Linked DNA regions of Mus musculus: region 1 is linked to region 2. Evidence: chromatin loops called from intact Hi-C (ENCODE). Cell type or tissue: heart. All regions are shown on one strand. Links, peaks and the distances in the headings refer to the core of each region. The heading gives the core; the rest is flanking DNA.

Evidence for each region. Peaks named below come from ENCODE experiments on the same cell type or tissue, not always from the same donor. Only the 100,000 strongest peaks of a DNase experiment are listed, where the experiment ranks them.
Region 1: it touches region 2 in a loop (6-fold over the local background); 3 of 42 quality-filtered maps call a loop at or near these places.

Annotation. Positions count from the first base shown.
Region 1 is chr14:54,143,023-54,151,356 of GRCm38, forward strand. It overlaps Tcra, Tcrd, Trdc and Trdv5. Among named protein-coding and RNA genes, the nearest start is that of Gm30275, 21 kb to the left of the region's middle. In heart, for the core only: no CTCF peak of the experiment used is centred there; no DNase peak of the experiment used is centred there; H3K27ac peaks cover 1,163 bases.
Region 2 is chr14:53,800,909-53,809,242 of GRCm38, forward strand. It overlaps Tcra and Trav17. Among named protein-coding and RNA genes, the nearest start is that of Gm30392, 190 kb to the right of the region's middle. In heart, for the core only: CTCF peaks have their summits at 3,512 (motif pointing left) and 5,490 (motif pointing right); no DNase peak of the experiment used is centred there; H3K4me3 peaks cover 270 bases.

The sequences.
Region 1 (8,334 bases), core at 313-8,312, 340 kb after region 2:
TGTCAAGCTTGGTCAGTATGGAGATTCGAATTCAGTGACATGTTCAGTTCAGCACAACAGTGAAACTGTGCACTCGACTGACTTTGAACCATATGCAAATTCTTTCAGTAAGTATCTAGCTTAAAGCCGGTCGGTGGTGGCGCACGCCTTTAATCCCAGCACTTGGGAGGCAGAGGCAGGTAGATTTCTGAGTTCGAGGCCAGCCTGGTCTACAGAGTGAGTTCCAGAACAGCCAGGGCTATACAAAGAAACTCTGTCTTAAATAAAAAAGTATCTAGCTTAAAGACCTGAAGCTAAGATGGGCAAGCCAGAGGAAAGAGAAGTGAGCAATATGAACTCGGGGTGGATAACTTTTGGTTTAGCATTGTGCTAGTAAATAATAATAATAATTATTAATAATGATGTGAAATGCTTTGCATCTCTCCTCTTTTTTAATCCCCACCTCTCATCTTCACCAACCACTGTCCTTTTCATACAAATGTGTGGCATCAAGGGTATCATTTAGTCCAACACAAAGGCCAAAATTCCACAAGGGTGGCTGTCTCATCAAAAAATTGAAAAGCTTTGTCCTGCCTACAAATTATAGAGCATCTTGATGCTGTACTGAGGATGCCAAAAAGGTCCCAAGCCTAAGGAATCCTGTCTGAATAAACAACTGTGCGAGCCTCTTGCCCTCAGCTTACCGACCTAGAGTCTCCTTTGGCTTCTTCATTGTCATCAATATCTTGATCACTGTTGTTTCTTCCAGATAATGAAAAACTACCAGAACCTGAAAATGACACACAAATTTCAGAGCCTTGCTATGGCCCAAGAGGTTAGTTCAAATCAAGATTAAAACAAATTCTATTGTTGTCACCTGGGATCTGAAAGCATCAGATTCAAAAGAAAACACACACACACACACACACACACACACACACACACACACACACACACAGTCCAGCTGGTTCCCTTGGCCCCTGTCCCAGCAGGGCTTGCCAGGCTATGAGCCAGTGTTTCCCAGACTGGCCTGCCTGGGTGGGCACGGGAGCCTGGGGGCTCTGAGTGCTGTCTGGGACCACACTGGGTGTGCAGGCCAGGAAGAACCATGGTGGTGTGGAGCTGAGGAGCTGTGAGAGTTGTTGACACTGTAGAGAGAAATTTGGTCTCCCCTGACTCCACTGTTCTTCCTTTCATTCAGTCACAGTTCACACTGAGAAGGTAAACATGATGTCCCTCACGGTGCTGGGCCTACGACTGCTGTTTGCCAAGACCATTGCCATCAATTTTCTCTTGACTGTTAAGTTATTCTTTTAAGGTAAGAATTGGTCACTTCATATTCCCAGCTTCACCCTAATTATGTTATAAATTGTAAAGAAGGTTAAAATGATAATAATAAGGCAAGTGTGGTGAAACACTCCTAGACTTCTAACAGTTTGGAAGCTGAAGCAAGAGGATTAATGTGAGTTCAAGACCAGCCTGAACTATACAATACCAAGCCAGCCAGGACTACATTAACAAGATATTATTTCAAAACAAAAAAAGGAAAATGAAAAGAAAAAGGAAAGGAAAGGAAAGAAGAGAAGAGAAGAGTAAAGAAAGTGAGGGAGGAAGGAAAGGAGAGACAAAGAGAAAGAGAAAGAGAAAGAGAGAGAGAGAGAGAAAGAGAGAGAAACTTAGGCTTGCCTATAAAGCCTTTCTCTGGGGGAATGGAGAGATGGCTCAGTGGCTAAGAGCAGTGGCTACTCTTCTAGAGAACCAGAGTTCAATTTGCAACTCACAACCATCTATAACTCAAGTTCCAGGGATCTAACGTCCTCTTCTGGTCTCCAAAACCACTACAAACACTTGGTTCACAGACATACATGTAGACTAAACACCCATAAGCATAAATAAAATAAAATAAAATAAAATAAAATAAAATAAAATAAAATAAAATAAAATAAAATAAAATAAAATAAAATAAAATAAAATAAATAAAAACTCCTCTCCCTTATCTTCCCCAGTACAGCCAAATGTTCATCAATTCATGTTCGAGGAATGAGCCTACATTTTAAGGGTTAAACTGATCTATAAGTATAGCCACTCATTTCCAAATGGGTATCTAACCCTGCCTGTTAACTTTACTTGCAGTTCAGAGGTCACAGCAGTAAAAAGAATGTTACCCTAGGCATCAGAAGACCAATCTTTAGTCCTGACCTGTGACTAGCTCCTGGATACCTCGGCCAGTTTGCTTACCCTCTCTGGGCTTGGGTTTAAGAATGACTACAAGAAAGCAAACAAGTCTGATTACTATACTGACCAGCAGAACCCCTGCCATGTTAGCAGTGTCATGTTCCGCAATTGATTAATGATGTCTGGAATGGTACCGCACAGTAGACACCAGCCTTCCCAAAATGATACCACCGCTCCCTCTTTCCAGTTTCAGAGTCTGTGATTGTATAAAACTTTCCTTTATTTACAGGTGGGCTGACATGAGGAGACTACGGTTCCTGAAAGAAATCAAAAGCTTAGAAAGATGCTATATCCCAGGCTTCCAACTTCTCAGTGCTTCAGACTGACCCTTCACCACCACATTTAAACAGCTGCTAACAAAACCAGCTTTTCTGTGACAGCAACAAGCCTAGCTAATCCTCCAGTCTAGAAGAAAAGCAAAAGCCCTCGGGACCCCCGGCTTTACCTGCTGCTTTATAAAGGCATGGGAAGTTATGAAAACAGATCCATTTTATTTTGCCCCCATAATTGGTATACTTTGAAAATGGTGTTTCATCCTTCTTCATTTACCCAGAACTAGGAAGTGGGGACCAGCTTCATTATCCAGGAGGAAATAATCTTGAGAGAGAGAACCCGTATCTTTTTAGCTAAACATGGAAAGCTGTACTCAACTCATCCCTAGCCAGAGCCCCCTCCTCCTCTCCTGAGGCGAGCATGGCCCAGCCCCCCCCCCTTTGTATTTACTCCAATAGTCACACAGGAGAGTTTTCCTAGCAGCACTACGGTGTGAACAATTTTAGCACTTTCTGTTTCTCCTAATACTTTACAAACAAACTCACACTTGGCTTCCTTAATGCTCTCCAAGCAGACAATAAAGCTTCTAAGATCGCATCTAATTATTCTCCACTCTATTACCAAAGATGAAAGTAAAATACCGAAAGGAAGGACACTCATTCTGTGAACTGACTTTGTCTGCACAAACCAGCTGAGTCCCAGGCACAATGCAGAGAGTACAGAATTAATACCTGTGCCCGGCCTGCAAACAACTCACTGTGCAAGTGTTTTGGAAGCAGGAGTAGGGATGTGACCCGCCCCCCCCCCCTCTCCCAGTAAAAATGGTGCTTGCATTGTCTTTGCCTGCCAGCCTGGCTTTTGACATTACTGGGCACAGATCCTTTCCCCTCAGTCTTTGCTGCTGATGCCCTCTGCCTTTCTTCTCGGGCCTGCCTCTCTTGCATTTATTAAGCCGTTCACCTCTGGCTTCACTCAGTGTGAAGTGACTACCAGGGGAGAATGATGCTCAGAGCTATTAGTGTCCTGGAAGCCAGGCTGAGCGTGTCAGTCACATCACAGCTTCCTGTGCTTCTGGCATTCCATTCTGTCTAGGGAACTGGGCCCTGGTTTCCTGCTGCTATTACAACAACAGCAACACCTTCAGTGTGGTGTTCAGCTCTGCTAACCCCAGCTCAGCAAGGCCACAGCTTTTTGACACACCCACTAACAGGCCCTAACAACTCAATACCGTGGTTCCCTCAGTTCCTATGAGAAGTATAAAGCAGGGGTCATGGTGTGATGTTTGAAAGAGCAATTATCACTGCCAATTCCCTAGCTACCATCAACCACAGCCTCCAAACCAAGGGATGGGATGATGCTGTGTGTCACTGGGTTCAGGCAAACCTAAATGGATAAGCTGGGTCCACCCAGGGAAAAGCAACCAAGCAAGCCACCCTTTGCCTGGGATGTCTTCTGCCACCCTGCAGCATCCAAATGCTATTCCGAAGGTGTTAGAAAAGATTGCATCCTCTTTTTTCCAAGCAGAACAAAAACGTTTGCCCAGCCTGCCCTCCCCTCCACCTGAAAAAAAAATTGATTATACTTTGTCAAAAGTCATTCGGTGAGGCAGAGATATGGCTGGAAACGAAACCAAGGTCTCAAGACTGACAGCCCAAAGTTACTGTCCCAGGGGCTCCCTGTATCACCAAAATGAGAATGATGTGTCACTCTAAATGTCACGACACTGAGCTTCAGAACTGCCTCTTGTCAGCAACAAATGAGACAACTCTGACCCGCCATGCCAGGAAAAATAAAACCTAGCATAGCATAGCAGGACGATGAATTTCGCCCACCAAAATGAGCCTCCAAAAACTTTAAATTAATATTTTAGTTAGTATATGAGTAACAACTTTGATGGTAAGATTTTCTTACTGGTATGTCATCATATCTCGTTCAGATCCACCACCACCTCCATTACTCTCACATTCCCACTCCCTCTCAGTGGTCCTCTGCATCCCTGAAATTGTTTCTCTCTCTCTCTCTCTCTCTCTCTCTCTCTCTCTCTCTCTCTCTCTCTCTCTCTCTCTCTCTCTCTCTCGTGTGTGTGTGTGTGTGTGTGTGTGTGTGTGTGTGTGTGTGTGTGTGTGTGTGTGTGTGTGTGAAGACAGAAGGCAGGAGCGGGGAACCACATCCTGTGACTCCCTCACATCACCCCCTGTTGCTCCACATTGAGGCTACTTTTCGCTTACTGTGTCTGAAGTGCACACAAACCCCCTCCCAAATTCATTTTGACAACGCCTCCTAGCACGTAGCTGCAACAAGTGCTAGAAATACAGCATGCATTCCTAGCTGTCGTGAACCAGCTGTGAGATGAGGAGACTGTTCCTCACATCTGGGCTCTCCCATCCCCGAGTCTGTATCTAATAACTTTAATGGTATATCTAGGATACAGATGTTAACAGAAGTAGACAAAGGTGAGCCCAAGACTCAGAGCCTGAAGGGGCATCTGCTTCGACATCACATGGCCAATATTTTTCAAGAGAAAATGGTTTTCTCTTAGGACACCATTGAACTCCACACTTGACACCTTAGAAAATGGCGTTCTTGGTTCTTAGACAATTGGCCAGGCTGTTCTTCCACAAAATGATCTTCAGGGAGAAATGCTGTCCAAATAAAATAACTAAAATAGAAGCATCGGAGAGTGCCTAGGGCACATGACATAGCACATCAAGATGCAGAAAGAAGAAGATAGGGGTGGGTTTAAGAGTCCACTTGGAGTCTCAACGAGAAAGCCTACTAATACACAGTAATGACTGGGCAACCACAGAGATAAAAACGCTGACAATGGTGTCCTTGGCACACCATTCTGATATCCTCACGGGGAACAGCATGGACTTGAGATATGGTAGTTCCTCAAGCTGTAGTTCTCCATAGCCAACCACAAGTGACTCCATTGACAAAGGCCCATTGAACCCAGAGTGAGAGGTGCTGTGCTCCTTGGAAGCCAGAGTCTTTCCTGGCTGTGGCCAGGCCTTTCGTTCCTAGTCACTTGGGAGTGCCAGATGCCTGACAACCTGGCATGTGACTTTCTGTGGAAGGGGGATGGGGAGGGCACTCCTAAACTGTGCTCCAGGGGTTTGGGTACAGGCTCCCTGGGCACCTGCACCACAGTGATACCCCGAGGCACAGTAATAAGTAGCGCTGTCTTCAAGGCTCACTGGAGAGATCACCAGATGGAAGGTTCTGTTGGCCTTGCTGTGCTTCACAGAAAATCGACCTTGAACAAAATCTGCATCATGGGAACTAGTGTCGTCCCTATAAAGGATGAACTGGAAGGATCTGTCTGGCCTTTTGCGATACCAAAATAAATCTGGGTTTGGAGAATCCGCATTGTACGTGCAGAGCAGTGTTACTTCAGTGCCGCTTGCCACTGTCTGGTCAGTGGAGCTCTGGGTCAGCGTGATGCACAGCACATCCTTGTCTGTGAAGAAGAAAGGAGGCCATAGTAGCGTCTGCATCCCAGACACTGACCAGCTCAGAGGGACTCAACAGACGATAGGAATGAAAGTCACGGGCAGAGAATGACTGAAACCTAAGTGTGTAGAGACAGAGAGCAAGCTTCCGAAGGTCAGAGAGAGGGAAGCAGGGTGCAGCAAGCGGGAAATACGCCTCTTACAGGCAAACAGAAGGGTAAGGGTCGCGGCAAGAATCATCCTTCCAGTCGGTACAGGGGCACAGCGTGGAGGAGGGCTGCTGGACTCTCTTTAACCATCCCTATTGCTTTGTCTAGGGAGGGGACAGGAGGGAAAGGAGGAGAGGCAGGCAGCCCCTCACATGACTGTCATGTGACTGGATTAACTGGAATTGTGGGGGTGAATACCTCTACCAAGGAACTGTTGTGGTTTACAGAAATGTTGGTTTTCAAACCATCTAGAACTGATACTTCTAACAATGAAAATGAACGACTCTTTTAAAAGTAGAGGTGGGGCGGGGTAGAGGGGAGGAGTGAGAGGGGGGCTGGGGAAGGGGGATGGGGGAAGGAAACTGTGGGCCCCCACAATGGCGTGCTTTGGATGGCTAATGTATAAAGTACCTTACCTGCCATGCTTATATTCTCTGATCATAGAATTATACTTCCAGTAGTCCTGTCTCAGGGCGCCTGACATGTGTCTTTGTATCTGACTTTGTAGAGCTCAATAAATGGAATCAGTAGATAGTATTCAATATGGAAAATAAATTAGTAAGTCCCTCTGTGTAAGGATGGAAAAATGGGCAGGCAGGACCCTAGAAGCCTTTGGTTTTAAAGCTTGGGGTGGTGCTTGCTGAGCCTGGCAGTGTTCACTGCAATGCCCGACAGGGTTCCCTGTCTCTTGGTAGAGCCTACACTTGGCTATAGCTGTAAAGTTCCTGCCCAAAAGAGAGCTTGGGGGGCAGGTAAACTGCAATGAGTGAGCTACAAGCTTGCTGGGTTACTGTTATGAGAAGCCTCCTACGCCTGGGGTGTCTGGAGCCCCTGAGCCATCCTCTCTCATTCACATGCACCAAAAATTTAGGAAGCCTTGCTCTGGACTCAGAAACACTAACTCACTACAATCCCCACGAGTATCTTCGAAGGTTCCTCTCCTCCCTTTTCCCTACACCTGCTTCATCAGTAAGACCTGTTTACATTTTTTTTCCTGAGACAGGGTTTCTCTGTATAGCCCTGGCTGTCCTGGAACTCACTCTGTAGACCAGGCTGGCCTCGAACTCAGAAATCTGCCTGCCTCTGCCTCCCAAGTGCTGGGATTAAAGGCGTGCGCCACCACGGCCCAGCTTGTTGGCATTTCTAAACACAAGTTCATCTGCTTTTCCCATCCCAGCTGCCCCCTCATGCAAACATTGCCATCTCTTACTGGGATCACTACTTAGTCCTAACTGGTCCCTTTGCTTCACCCTTTGTCCTGGACTATCCATTCTCTGGGTCTTTATAATGCTAACTGCTCCTCTTTGCCTGGGTCTCTGAGACCCAGCAAAGCTCTGACTCTTGCCTCTTACCCTGCCTTAGGACTATTGCTTGCTCTCTCCATTTGCCATGGGTGCAATAGCCTTTCTTGTCGTCCTCCATCTGCCTCCCTGTTCTAGCTATCTAAAACCCTTACCTCGTTCTTCAGCAACCTCAGCTCCGCTCAGTGTCCCCAGCCACTCCAATTAGTTACTTACTCGTTGCCACCCTTGATTACATCTGTGTTGAAATTTTCCCTCAGCTTGATACCAGATTTGTTAAAAAAAAATTACTTTTTTCCATCTCAACACATATGCACACACACACATGCACACAAACTAATGACAACATTCAATTTTTCACTGATCCTGATGTATCCCAACCCCCAGTTCATTGTCTTTCAGTAAATAGATGTGCAGTAAAAGAACACTGCTTCACTGAAGAGTTCTCCAGTGGGACTCGGCAGAGGGTGTTTCATCAGTAAGACCCTTGCCTAGCATACATGAGGCTCTGGGCTCCATCTCCAGGGGGAAAATGAGACAGAAAGAAAGAGAGGGGGGAGTAACAAAAATACAAGAGAACAGCCAATGGTTACCTCAAATGTCTGGAACATGCTATATTTGGAACATCACTGTACATTTTTTTAAAAAGAAGTATTCATTGTTTATCTGGAACTCAACTTTCACTTGACTTCCTGAATTGTATCTCCATGCAACCACGGGCATGCAGAGTTCTCAAGAAAAATATCACCTGGACCAGCAACCCATTGTGAGCATCCATAAGGATGATGCCCTGGATGTTGGAGAGGAAGATTCAGAGGAAAAAGGATGCTCACCTTCTCAGGGGCTACCACTTGGAAGAATCCTTGCACACACCCAGCCCCTGCT
Region 2 (8,334 bases), core at 111-8,110:
AGATGATTCATATTTAACTAGTGATATTAACAAGGGGACATTGCTCCCAGGCACGTGATGCTTCAGACCTGGCGGGACAACAGGGATTGGAGAAGAGCTGACTGTGCGTTCAGTTAGGTTGTCGGTCATTTATAGATCGGCCTGTTTCCACCGTATTTTATTCTCTGCACCAAACCATCATCTGTTTTCTGATTGTTCCCACGGGATCTAGAAAGCACCTCAAGTCCTTTCAGACCCATTCAGATGGTGAAGAAGTCGTCACCCTGCTCAGAAGTCACACCACCTTTCTTGGCCCAAACAAATTTCCAGGTAAGATATTTTCCTAGTCTGCCAAAGTTCTTTTAGTGAGAGTGCAGAGACCGGTCTCTGTTCTGTCTTCTTCTAGAAATCAGCTAGCTCCACTAGCCTCGCCATTTAGTTGTACCTCTGGAAAACTCCGTGAACTATTTCTGTGCTCTCCAGGCCCCACAGGGTTTGAAGTGATAGTAAACCCTGGACAAAAACCCAGGAGCTCACTTGAGCTAGCCTCTGCTGAAGGATCCCGCCTGAGATACACACCTGCAGACTCCAGGCAAGAGGGCAGCTCCTGCCATGGGCGCTTTATCTGTGGTCTGGATCAGAGGATACTTACAAGAGAAACTGTCTTCTTTGAAAACAGTTGTCAGGAGTAGCTTTCCTCAGCTACACTATGTCTTGAATCCTTGAATCATAAGTAAATCGCACAGAACGTGTGTAAAGATTTTTAGAGGTGATAACTATCCCATAATAAAGTGTTAGTTTCATTTAAAGATGCTCACAGCTTAGATCTGGTGTCGTTGTTGGGATTGTCAGTTGAACTCATGATCTTGCCTTCTTCCCACTAGGCTTTGTTTTAACTGTGTGCAATCAAAGACGTAGGACCACAGTGAGTAACAAGAGGAAGAGGTCAATTATAAAAGTTATAAATCACATGGTTCCAAGAGTTAGTGGGAACTCTGTGCAAAGCTATTTTCCTTGCCCATATCTGCAGAGGAGTTGGACTAACACATGGGAAGGAAAACTGGATGGATGATGGAAAGACACTTGGCTGAACTGTGACCCGAAAGGATGTAATGAGGATACCTGCGGTTCACAAGGACAAACCTCCTTTAATACTGTCCGGAGGGTGACCTTGGGAAGCAGTTAACTGGTACCACTGTACATGTGTACATGGGCTAATCTCTTCCTCTTGTTACTCCCTGTGGTCCTGCATCTTTGCTTGTACACAGTTAAAACAAAGCCTAGTAGGGAAAGGGCAAGGACATGAGTTCAACTGTTCATCCCAACAACTACACCCGGATCTGCACTATGGAGAATGTACACAGAGCAGCTCAAGGAGGAGGCAGAGTGGAAAGTGGGGGAGGTACAATAAGAGAGCTGATGGGCTGAGCATGTAACTGAGTGTGAGTATTCTCTTAACATGCACAAAGCCTTGAGTGCTGTCTCCATCTCTAAGGAATGAAAAGAGAAATAAATTTTAAAAGGGAAGAGAAGCTGTTAAATTGATAAGCACATACAGGAGTACCTGAAGCCCAGGCCAACATGCAGAGATAACACCCACCTTCTACCCTGCATGGTTTCTCTCATGGCCAGTCCTAATGTGTAAGGAAGCAACTTTGGGAAGTATCATGGCCAGGTGTTTGAGACAATGTAAATCTACCACAATGCCCACTTGTGAACTTGGCACCATCCTGCACCTCCCTCAACAACACTTATAGTTCAAATGAAGACATAGAAACATTGGGCTTCCTGTTTACGTCATAACTCTCCCCAAAGAGGAGACAGAAAGAGGAGCCATGTCTGTGGGTGATAGTTGGTCTTCTAGCCAAGTCACATTTCCTGCTAACACTCTATGACTCCACTACTGAAATCCTGTAAGACACAATGTTATCTTTCAGCAGCACATCTTATGTTAAGACATGTAAATTAGTGGAAGGTTAGGAAAACATGCTTAGTACACCCATAAACACACTTGCACTGAGTTTAATCCGGAAGCAGTTTCAGAATGATCGTGGCCTTTGTTTCTATGAATACTCCAATGTCTACAGCCGGGTTTTACACATAGCTTTTCCTTCTCTTAACTGAAGCCCACAGTCAGTCCAGCACTGGATTTATTTTTAATAGAAGAATGTCCTTGATCAGGAAATCATAGATTTGATGACGAGTTCCTCAAACTGGCCTCTGTGATTAATCCAAAAAGTGTGACAGACATGAAGGAAAAATCCAGTCTTCAGTGTTTGTTTAGGTGTAGTTCTTCATTATGTGTTAATGGGAAGACATATGGGAAATGTCCTTAAGAAAGACTTATTGTGTGAAACAACTGAAGTTATTTGGGAGAAACCATTCTAAAAGTTCTTAAACAGAATAAAGGAAACTTTAAAGCTTTCTATAAACATATCTGTAATTGTATTTTGTTTAAAAAAACACAACTAAGAAGGGGGGGTTGTGACTGGAGAGATGACTTGTCACTTAAGAGAGCTTGTTACTCTTGCAGAAGATCCAAGTTTGTCTGGCGGCACCCACATGGTGGCTGACAACCTTCCATAACCTCAGTCTTAGGAGATCCAGTGCCCTCTTAAGACCTCTGTGGGCACCAGGCATTCATGTGGCACACATACAAACATGCAGACAAACACTCAGCATTCATACACATAAAATAAACAAATCTTTAAGAAAAGAACACACATTCAATAAATAAAATCTATTATTTAAAACGGAGGTGGAAATTATGAGCAGCCCAAAAAGAAAAGATGAAAAAGTCAAAGAATAATCTGTAAAACCACATTTACAACGCATAGTTTTGGAAGAAGACTCAGAAAACACAAAGTAGGAACAAACTTGCTTGAGTCAATAAAATCAATGAAAATATCAAAACCCAGCTATTTCAGAAATATGAATATCCAGTTACTCCAGGCACTTTATATCATTACTCGCCAGACAAATGAAAATAAACTTCTGATTGCTCCCCTCTCTATTGAGGTCAGCACAGCACCCTGAGTCATGAGGAAGTGACACCTGGAGCTAAGAGAAAAAAAAAAAAAAAAAAAAAAAAACGATGACTTCTTTCTGTAAAAGAGCAGCAAGACTGGACCCTCGGTGGTGGTGCCATAACTGTTTCAAATGGCTTTTAAAGGGACTTTGAGAAAACGATTCCAACCCTAAGTACAGACTGTGCAACTATCCACAGATTTAAAACAAAACAAGAGGGTAATGAGCTCATCTGTTAGCAGGGCTGAGCATCTGCGGTGTCACACCTGCACTCCTGTGCTCTGAAGTACAAAGAACCTGAGGGGCAGATTAGGAGCGCGTCGCCCGATCGGGGTTTGTGTTCCTTGTCTCGGTGTAGCTTTACTCAAATGTGAAATTGTTATCTGTTTTCCTGCTGTGGGAATCCAGCTGTAGCAAACTCCTCCCTAGGGAAAATGAAGTGCGAAGCTCTTTCCTAAAGGACTGTCGACCTGATGGCCAACTAACTTTTGTGACTTAACGCTGGCTTTGCTGCCCTCTAGTGTTCATAGCTTAAACTGGTTTGAACGTGGTGTAGTAGGAACTGTCTGGGGGAAATGCAGCCTTCCCCTGCTGTAATAATGTAGGAGGGCTCAGAAGGACTGGCAGGCTGATGACATAAGGCCCTGTTATATGGGTTAGTGGAGGCTGGAAGTAATGGCATGTCTTGTAGATAAGTCTCGGCATGACTACACACGGCAGAGAGGATGTCTGAGCTTGTTTTCTCCCTCTCTGCCCCTTCTCTCTCTCTCCCACCCTTCTCTCTCCTTCCATTACTCCCTCCTTCCCTCCCTCCCTCCCCCTTCTTTGTTGCTAACTTATGTCCATCGCTCTTCACTTTTTGTGTTTAGAAAACAACCCGAGATACGGGAGCAAGAGTAACTGATGGAGAAAAACAGATGCCCAAAGATTTCCTGACTTGTTCAATTATGTGATACTTCGGAATTTATGATTGTTGCTGTTAAAATTAGAACACAAGAATAGATTCACCATAGAGGTCAAACAACACGGCGGGGGTCGGGGAAGCTCCTCCGTGCTAGAATGGGCTGCAGTTAGACTATAGGGCATTTTCTTCATTAGTGATTGATGGGGAAGGGCCCAGCCTATTGTGGGTCGTTCCATTCCCTGGGATGGCAGATCTGGGTTTTATAAGAAAGAGACTGATCAAGCCATGGAGAGCAAGGCAATAAGTAGAGCCCCTCCTTGGACTCTGCATCAGCTCCTGCCTCCAGGTTCCTGTCCGGTTTGCATTCCAGTTCTGTCTTCCTTCCTTGATTGGACCACACTAACTCTTCCCTCCCCTCCTTGCTTTCTGGCCTCCATGTTTCACTGAAGCAATAGAAATCCTAACTAAGACAAGCTGGTAGCAGGATTATGGGGTACTGCTATGCCAGGCTGAGTTCTAAACAGATTTGCAAATGGTACTGGTAGGTCAAAGAGTTGCTTCTACATTCAGGGAAAGAAATCATTCCATTTCCCCAAATCACCTGCCAAAAAAAAAAATCACTTTTGAGAAAAAAAAAATCAGTATCTTTAGAGTCTAGCTGGACTGTCCTCTAATCTAAACAGGCTTGCCTGATGCTTTTATGGTCCTTCAATAATTATTTTGTTCTTTCTTTATTACTTTCTAAGCAACCATCAGGGCATCTTTTAACTAAAGGCAGCGGTGGCTCGCATCCTCTGACTGTCACTGTTCCCTAAGGAGACTCTGACTACAGAAGCAAGGCTTTAGCTGACAGTTTTGCCTTGATTCTCGGGTTTGTGGTTCTGTGCTCCTCCATAACCCTGGTGCTAGTGGTTCTGTCCTCCCAGAGATCTTTGTTTGGGGACATGTGTCAGGACCTCCCCACCCAACCGCTGCTTAAGTAGAATTTACTTAGGACTTCCATGGCCATCACTGATTGTACCTCCTTTGTTGGCCCTATCAGTCGTTCCTCCTCCTGTGCAGAGCGGTTCTCCCACTCACTCCACAAGGCTAGCGTCACTGTTTGCACTTCTTTCTTTTTCCTTCACTAATAAGATGTGCAATAAAAAATAAAAGTGCCGCAGATTTCCTGGGAGGCCTATAGACTGTTGGGTCTTCAGAGGAGCAGACAAGCTGGTGGTCTGTGACCTTATGAAACCTAGTTAGCTCTATAAAGTTTTGATTTCCTGTTCATTATATATGACAGCTAACACTGTAAAAGGCTGTTGTGATAAATGTGCATAGTCATTAGTCATTACTGATGGGCCTTCCTGGCCATAGTAATGAGAGAAACTCCAGGCTTGTCACTTGCTGTGACACACACTTTCTTCCATTCTTAAGCTTTCTAGTTTATAAAACGAGGACGGTAGCATTTTCTAGCTCATAAGATTAAATAGTACTACTTAACTCATAAAATTAGATCATCTGCTTAAGATTCACTTTCACCAGATTTTATTGCTTCAATGAACCTAACACCAAAGAAGGCCTAATTTTTCCACCTTTGACCACAAGGGGGCACTGTTGCATAGACTGAATGTCTATAAGGGCAAGAAAGAAAAAAAAAAATCCTGTCACTTCAGCTAGCCTTTATACCTTGCAGCTCTCAGAAGTGCAGTTGTAAGTAGAAAGGACGACAGAGCAGTCATTGCCAAGGGAGGAGCATCTCTCAGTTAATAGTCTCCAGGCCTTGTCCACAGGGAGATTTTCCTGAATACATCTCTCAGCCTTCTCACTGCCTAGCCATGTTCCCAGTGACCATTCTGCTGCTCAGCGCGTTCTTCTCACTGAGTAAGTATTATTTCAGTCCTTGCTTGCTTTTGTTTCCACAGACAGAACATGTTCCTAGTCAGAATCTACACAAGGGACATAGTATCATTACAGGTAGGTCTATTCTAGTCTCACTACTGCTACGTTGGTATTACAGGAGGAAACAGTGCCCAGTCCGTGGACCAGCCTGATGCTCATGTCACGCTCTCTGAAGGAGCCTCCCTGGAGCTCAGATGCAGTTATTCATACAGTGCAGCACCTTACCTCTTCTGGTACGTGCAGTATCCTGGCCAGAGCCTCCAGTTTCTCCTCAAATACATCACAGGAGACACCGTTGTTAAAGGCACCAAGGGCTTTGAGGCCGAGTTTAGGAAGAGTAACTCCTCTTTCAACCTGAAGAAATCCCCAGCCCATTGGAGCGACTCAGCCAAGTACTTCTGTGCACTGGAGGGCACAGTGCCTGAGGCTGCAGGGGGAGCCGAGCGCAAACCTCCTGAGACCTTCTGTGCACGAGGGCACACCAAGAACGATTCACAATAAGATCACTAGTAATGAAAATGAGCAGAGCAGAGGCTCAAGAATGTGGAGAATGTTTGACTCCTAAAAGAAATGGAAATGTATCGTATTCCTCATTTTACTATGGCATCATGTAGGAATTAACTAAAGGGATACCCTCAGGTAGATGTCCTAATGTGTGGAGCCACTGTGCTTTAGAGGCACTGCACTCAGGACTACAGTGTAGCTTGACCAAACCCAACCTCTCAATTTCCCCCCAGTCATCCAAACACTGCCTAGATCACCAGCATTTCTATTTCAACAGTACTAACAGCATATCTGGCTATAACATGAGTAATCAAAGATTTTGCACTCAACTCTCACATATAATTCATTGAGAAATCAGTTTAACCATACTTTAAAAATTGATCTGCTCTCTAGCCACTGCTACCTCCTTGTCTAAGCTATGATGGGCCTCTAAAATACCTTGCTGTGTGTTCTACTACAGTCTACTCTGAACACAACAACCAGTGAGCTTCGATGGTTCCTATTTAGCTCAGGTCCTTGCAGTGGTGTCCTGTTTTTCCCAGAGTAAAATCAAAAGTCCTCATGGTAGCCTACTGTAGTCCCTGCAGTGGACAAAGCCATGTCCTATATATTTAAAAGGCTCCTTAAAAAGTGTCAGTCCTGACTTCTGAAGACAAATGGAAATATTCTACTGACACTGTCTTAAGATAGGAACATCTTGAAAGAAAAACAAACAGTGAGAATTCATTCTCTGACTTCTAAAAAAAAAAGGTATTTCTGTGTCACAATGTGTCACAAACACTATACTGTCTTTTCCTTCCTCCCTCCTCCCTGTGGTTTCTTCCTCCCCTGACGTGGTCTTCTCTCTCTCTCTCTCTCTCTCTCTCTCACACACACACACACACACACACAAACACACATACACATTCATAAGCATACACACCTATTCTACATATGAGAAAAACAGAGTGTTTATCTTCCTGAATTTGGGTTATTAGTATAATGATTTTCAGGGGTGAGGAAGAGGGCCAGCAAGAGGAGGCAGGGACATGGGAGTTGGCAATGGAGGAAGAGTGAGGATAAGGACAAAATGATATGATATGATGTGTGTATTTGAAGATGCATAGTATACATAGTATAGTCCATTGTCTTCTATTCTATTAAAAACAAAATGAAATGAATATCATAATTTAAAAAAATCAAGAAGCCATCTCCTCATGCTGGAGGGAAAGGCGCTCCACAAAGATTGAAACCTCAAAAGGGAAGGGAGAGTGGCAGAAACAGTAAATCTACAGCAAATACAAGAATCAAATCTTCTCTTTTTGAAGCAGGTATATTAAGATAAAATGATACACATAGGCTGCCCATACTTAATACACAATGTGATGAGTTTGGGCACACATGCACACCCTTGAGCCCACCATTGCTGTCCCTCCTCTGGACACTTATTTGATGACATCATTGCTATTTCTAAACATCTCACACGCAGTCTGTCCTCTTAGGTCTTGAGCTTACATTGGTATGTTGTTGACTCTGCTCTTGGCTGTGGAGTCTCTAAAGCTGACTCTTGCCTGACTGAAGTGCTACAACCACTGGACAGTAACTCCTCTATTCTACTCTCTGGAAAATGCCATTCTATTTTGTGTCTGTGAATTTGACTATTTTTAGATACTCATGCCATTGGATTCAGTATTTGCCCTTCTGTGGCTGACTTATTTCATTTACTATAATGTCATCTATTTTCATCACTTCATCACAAATACCAGAATGCCCTTCATTCTCAAAGCTAAATAGCACCCCATTGTCAGCTTGCCGCATTCTGTTCATTCATTTGTCAATGGACTTTCAGCTTACTCAGATTGCTTCTATTTCTTGGCTACATTTTAGATGATGAAGCACAGAACCCTGACAATGTATCATGAAGATAAAAGCTCAAAATGAATTAGACTTGAACCTAAGACCCACAACTCTAAAACCACTGAAGAAGATATGGAGGGAAAGCATCATTGCTTTGGTATTGGAAATGACTTTGGTGTCAAGAGCACAAGCAAGAACAG